Linked DNA regions of Homo sapiens: region 2 is linked to region 1. A link is an interaction called in ENCODE POLR2A ChIA-PET data of the cell type or tissue named here. Cell type or tissue: A673. All regions are shown on one strand. Links, peaks and the distances in the headings refer to the core of each region. The heading gives the core; the rest is flanking DNA. Region 1 overlaps SLC15A3 (solute carrier family 15 member 3). Region 2 overlaps CD5 (CD5 molecule).

Evidence for each region. ChIA-PET counts read pairs that join two places held together with the same protein. Peaks named below come from ENCODE experiments on the same cell type or tissue, not always from the same donor. Only the 100,000 strongest peaks of a DNase experiment are listed, where the experiment ranks them.
Region 2: POLR2A ChIA-PET joins it to region 1 with 6 read pairs; 5 of 35 experiments call an interaction of 5 or more read pairs at or near these places.

What each region holds. Positions count from the first base shown.
Region 1 is chr11:60,937,513-60,940,411 of GRCh38, reverse strand. It overlaps SLC15A3 (solute carrier family 15 member 3), which reads left to right. Exons shown (of 8, transcript NM_016582.3): 6 at 774-932; 7 at 2,387-2,542. Among named protein-coding and RNA genes, the nearest start is that of SLC15A3, 13 kb to the left of the region's middle. In A673, for the core only: no CTCF peak of the experiment used is centred there; no DNase peak of the experiment used is centred there.
Region 2 is chr11:61,119,482-61,122,380 of GRCh38, reverse strand. It overlaps CD5 (CD5 molecule), which reads right to left. Exons shown (of 11, transcript NM_014207.4): 5 at 2,806-2,899; 6 at 477-770. Among named protein-coding and RNA genes, the nearest start is that of CD5, 18 kb to the right of the region's middle. In A673, for the core only: no CTCF peak of the experiment used is centred there; DNase peaks (open chromatin) are centred at 1,040 and 1,410.

The DNA.
Region 1 (2,899 bases), core at 398-2,897:
TATTGTGTTGAAAGTGTGAAAACCCAACTAGATTTTATTCCAGCTATATCCTTAAAGCAGTTTGTCCTATTTTATCCTCACAATAATCCTGGGAATGTTATTCCTGCTTCTTGAGTAAGGGAACTGAGTCTAGAGAGGTTAAGTGATTTGCCCAAGGTCACACAGCTAGCCAGGCTGGGAACCCAGGTCCCCCAACTCCATGTCCAATGTTCATTCCACTAGAGCACAGCTATCTCCCAAGCAACACAGGAGAAGGAGATAACATAGTTAAACTTGAAAGCCAGGTTAGAAACACTACAGCAATACTTGACGTTGCAGTAGAGAAGTCATGTGATATCATGGAAAGTAGGCCAGCTTTGAAACCAGACATACCAGAGCTCAAATCCAGCCCTGACTACTTATCAGCTGTGTGACTGTGGGCTAGTTGCTTAACTTTCTAGTTAAGCACTTGAAAGTGCTAGTTATTTCACTTTCTTCCGCAGCAAGGATGCATGGTAAATGCCTAGCACATAACAGGTTCTCCATTAATGAGAGTTGTTAGTGTTATTGAGTGCAAAACTCAGCTTGGAGCTTCTAGCAGCCAAGACCAAAAGGGAGGAGTTGGTCACATCTTGGCCCCCTCCTCCACCCCCCAGTCCAGCATTCTTTTCCTTGCCTGCTGCTCAATCTTTGGCTGCTTCATGAGTACCCCATCCCCACCATGTACAAGCTCTTCTGTGGGCTAAGCTGCCTGGGGTGGGCCTGACTATAATCCCCCTCTGCTCCTCCACCAGGAGTCCTGGAGATGGAGCGCTTACACTACATCCACCACAACGAGACCGTGTCCCAGCAGATTGGGGAGGTCCTGTACAACGCGGCACCACTGTCCATCTGGTGGCAGATCCCTCAGTACCTGCTCATTGGGATCAGTGAGATCTTTGCCAGCATCCCAGGTACCCTGGATCCCCTCCCCTGCTCCTGCACCAGTGATGGGCTCTGCCCGGTGGCACCTCAAAGTCAGGTACCCCAGGGATGCAGCCCCCAGGGCCCATCTGCATGGAGGAAGGCAGTGTTTTCTGACCAGGGCTCATTCACCCAACGGGGGTCTATAATTAGCACCTGGTTCAAGTCAGCCCCTATGTGACAGGCACTGGGGATTTGGAGGCGAGCAAGAAACTTCCCACACCAGCTCTCCACGTATTCCCCTGGTGCCAGGTTCTCCACCCTCTGTGTCTTTGAAGTTGCTGTTCCCTCTACCTTAGACTGAAGGTGAACTCCAATATCCCCTTCAATTCTGAGCCTAAATACCAAGGTCCTTGGGCAGAAGGGGTCCTCCCTTCCCGCCCCGTGTTCATCTCTCTATCATAGCACACAGTACTCTGGGTCATAGTAATGGATTTCTATGTCCTTCGCTCCCCACCCTCCCAACCCCCTTCCCCGGGCTGGGAGCTAGAGCTGCAAGGCTGGGGCAGGCCCTTCAGTCAGCAAAAAAGCAAGGGCTTCCTCAGCTGCGGGCCCAGGGCTAGGCTGGGTCAGACATAAAGAAAAGACTGACCCTGGGAGCTCACTCAGATGGGGAGAGAGTCAGGCAAACAGTGAGCCAGTGGAGTGCTGTGGAAGTCAGGGCAGAGTGCAGTGGGAGCCCTTAAGCATGGAGAGGAGGCGGGCAGGTGAGTGGGTAGGAGGAGCGGTCTTACAGGCAGAGGGAACAGCATAAGCAAAGGCCCAAGCCTTTGGGAAGCGTGGGGGATAGGGCTGGAGAGGCATGGGAGGTGCAGGGAGCCGAAGTGTCGAAGGGCTTTGTGCGCTGAGCCTGCACCTTGGGATTTCTCCTGAAGGCAACAGCGCCCCTCCTCTCCAGGGGGTTTTGGCCGGGAAAGGACCCCATCCGAGGTCCTTTAGACTGATGCTCCTGGCTGTGTGAGGAGGACAGGAGTCAGGGGAGTTTAAGAGGCATTTGCAGAAAGTGACCAGGGCTGGGGTTGGACCCAGGGCAGAGGGAATAGAGAGAAGGACATATATTTAGAATAGATTTCAGAGGCTGTATCAAAACAATTTGACGATGACGTTGAAGGTGGGCAGAGAGGGTGGGGAGAGAGAGGAGGTAAAGATGGTGCTGTCACTGAAATGATAGACCTGGCAGGAAGGGGAGGAGGGGAGACAGAGCTATTGGGGCAGCGCATGGAGTACCCCGGTGCAGGGGTTCAGCCAGGAGGCAGGTGAGCAGGGCAGAGGGGAAGGCGGCATTGATGCATGGGTGCTGTCATTGCCACTGAGTGGACAGGCATCCAGGGGAAGCCTGGAGGGTGGCTTGGTGGGGGCAGGGTCAGGGGCAGCAAGCAGGGGCCTGGGCCTGTTCTCTGCGCCTGCACCAGCCCCTGAGATCGTCTCTGCTCCCCCTCTGCAGGCCTGGAGTTTGCCTACTCAGAGGCCCCGCGCTCCATGCAGGGCGCCATCATGGGCATCTTCTTCTGCCTGTCGGGGGTGGGCTCACTGTTGGGCTCCAGCCTAGTGGCACTGCTGTCCTTGCCCGGGGGCTGGCTGCACTGCCCCAAGGACTTTGGTGAGTATGGGGCCTCCCCAGGAGTGGGACATGGATGGAGGGAGGCTTGGAAAGGAGGTGGCAACTGCTAAAGTGCTTTGACTCTGGGGAGAAGCAAGTAGAGGGCTAGACTTGGGAGAATGGGGTTCTAGCCCGGGCTTGGCCAGTCACCCACAGCGTGGCCTCCCTCCTTGGGCCTTTCTTTCCCCAAGTGTTGAACTTAGTGGACCTCCAAGGCTCCTTTCTGCTTCTGGAACTCTGCCATCTCTGGCTGAAGGGTTACCTTTCTCATGGTGTTTATATTTCACGCCCCCTTCTGAATAGCTGAAGAGGAATTGTAGACACCCCTGGAGATCTTCAGGAAGTCAAACATTAGTG
Region 2 (2,899 bases), core at 234-2,733, 180 kb before region 1:
ATCCATCATCCATCCACCCACCCACCGATCCATCCATCCATCCATCCATCCATCCATCCATCCATCCACCCACCCACCCACCCACCCACCAATCCATCCATCCATCCATCCATCCATTTCTCTCTTTTACTTCCCGTTTAGTTACCATTCATGTAGCAAATATGTGCTATCTACCATTTGATTTTCTGGCTTCCACCTTGCAAAAGTAGAAGGTAGAAGGAGAAGTTCTATGACTCATCAGCTGCCTGACAGTGATCTGCCTGTTGCTTGCCCTGTCTCCTATTATTGTTCATGCCCATTGCTGTCTGAGTACTCTTGCTCCCTAGCCTTCCAATTTCCCTGTCTCCATCCTTTCTGGGTCTCTGGGACTCTCTGTCTAGCTCCCCAGGGCTTCCCTTTAGAGACATGCACCCTGACCGGGTCCTAGAGGTAAAGTAGTAACTGCTTCCACCCACTGTGGGCTGTGGCCAACTCACATGTGACAAACACCTTCTTGCAGTAGGAATTTCTCTCCCAAAGTTCGTGGCACTGGGACAGCTTCTGATGGGGACAGAAGAGCCCCCGGGATGTTGGGTCACCAGCGTCCAGCACTCGATAGGAGTTGACGCTGCCACACTGCTGCTCCCGGCACACCTCCTCCCACCGCAGCGAGCTCCTGGCTGAAGAGCTGTCACACAGGGCTGCCCACTGAGCCCCCTGGCGCACCTCCACGGTGCCTTCACAGATGCTGCTGCCCCCCACCAGACGGCTCTGCACCTTGGGCTGGAAACCTGAGAGGGGAAGCAATGGGAAAGGAGGGTGCAAGTGTGAACCTGAGCCTGTGTGCTGCTTCCTGGGGCCCCATGCCACTGGCAAATCGGGGCCCTGGCTAGGGGAAGGCACTGTGTGGGACCACCAGGAGAGGCAGCCTTCTTTTCTGCCCTTCCCTCCTTCTGGCACCCTCTGTGGCTCTTCCCCTGACCCAGCACTGTCTCTGGTGCCTCTGGGCAGCTGCCAGCACCATCCTGAGACACAGCAGCATAGGCGCTTTCTGCAGGGAGGCTGTTGGCAGCCACCAGCAGGGAGTCGGCTCCATGCCAGGTGGAGATAAGAGAAGAGCGTGGGAAATAGGCTCCACCTAGGTCCACTTCTCACTTGGAAACATCTTGTCATTATCCCGCTGCACTTTGGGAAGAAGGAGGACTTTTCAGAAGAGGGAAACTGAGGCCTGGGGGTTGGAAAGACCTACTGCCCTGAGTCCTGGCAGTTCACAGTTGGGACAGATCGTGCTGCCCAGGCACTGAACGCTGAGGGCCAGGCTTTCAGCAAGTGGGGCCTGGCTCAACAGAGGCACACATTTATTTCTGCCTGCCAGGGTGGGGCCTGGGAGTCTGTAGCTGAGGCCCACACATGCTCAGTTTAGAGAGAGTTGTGATCTCACCAGCTTTGCCCAGTTCCCATAGCAACATCCACCTTCAAAGCCCTAGTAAATCTATTTAGAAGAAGCTTCAAAGGCAAGAACCCTGGGTATGGTTTTACAGGTTGTAGCCTGCAGGAAGGATAGTAGCTGAGGGGCCGGTGGGACTGCGAGCCAGCCCCTGCTCTCCTCATCAGGCCAAGAGCCCCTTGGGAGCTGCTTCTGCTGGGGGAGGGGCAGCATTTTACTAATTTACACCAGGTACCCAGCGTGCTTGCAGGACAGCCAGGTGGCCCCGAGCAGTGATTCCTAGATTTGTGCACATAAATCACTGAGGACCTTGCTGAAAAGTGGATTCTGATTCGGAAGGTCCAGGCTGGGGCCTGAGCACCTGCATTTCTAACCAGCTGCTGCTGTTCCAGGACCACACTGAGTCACCAAGGCTCAGATAACAGGCTCTAGAGTGACCCTGCTTGAACAGAAATCCCAGCAAGTGCTCCATAGTACTGGGCGAGAGGTTTAGCCTCTCTAAACCTCAGCCTCCTCACTGTAAAAAGGGATGATAATAATAACACCCACCTCCTAAGGCCATGTGAAAAATTTAGAATGTCCAGGAATGGTCCCTGCATGAAGTAAGCTCTCGGTAAGTACAGTGTGGACTTCACTGAGAACACTTCCGGCCATGGGAACCCACTACTTCCGGAGGGAGGCGTACTGCGAAGTTTCTCCGTTTCTCCCTTCGTTTCAGCTGTGGTTTCTTCCCTTTAGTTTTCTTCATTGATCCTGGTTTGGCCCACCGGGGTCTCACAGACTCAGTCTCACCTGCCTCCTCCCCTCAACCACACAGCGGCATCATTCTCTTTACCTTGTCAGCACACGGCGCAGGACCCTCTGCAGAGCCCTCTTGGGGGCTGTCTCTGTTTCTCTCTTTGCCTGCTGTCCTCTGACTCCCGGGCCTCAGGGACCTCCCACCTCTCACCATTGCTGCAATGCCAACTCTTGGGATTTACAAATGCCCTTCCTGCAAGGCCCACCCCTCCAAGTGCCCCATCTTTGGCACAAGCCATAATTCCTACCTAGACATTTTTTTTTCTCCCCCAGACCCACGAAGAGACCTTGCCTCCTCCTGGAAGTCCTGCCGACTCCCCTTCCCCATGTGGCAGCTGAGCCAGCGGTTCCTTTGGGCTTGGGGTGTGTAGCTTTGCAGAGATTACCAAGGCATTGAGTGTGGATGCATCCTCCCCACCCCAACCCTTGTTACCTCTTAGAGGCCAAGACCAGGCCTCCACTTCCCTTGTATTCTCCATAGTGCCCTGTGCTGCACACATGTTCCCTGACCTTCTGGGATGCTCTGTGACCCCACCTAGGGCAGCAGAAGGTGTCATGGGGCTTGGCCAGGTCTCACTTACCTGAGCAAAGGAGGGCAAGAACTCGGCCACTTTTCTGGGGCTTGATTTTCCTGAAGCAATGCTCCAGGGAGGTACAGCTTGAGTTCTGGATCTT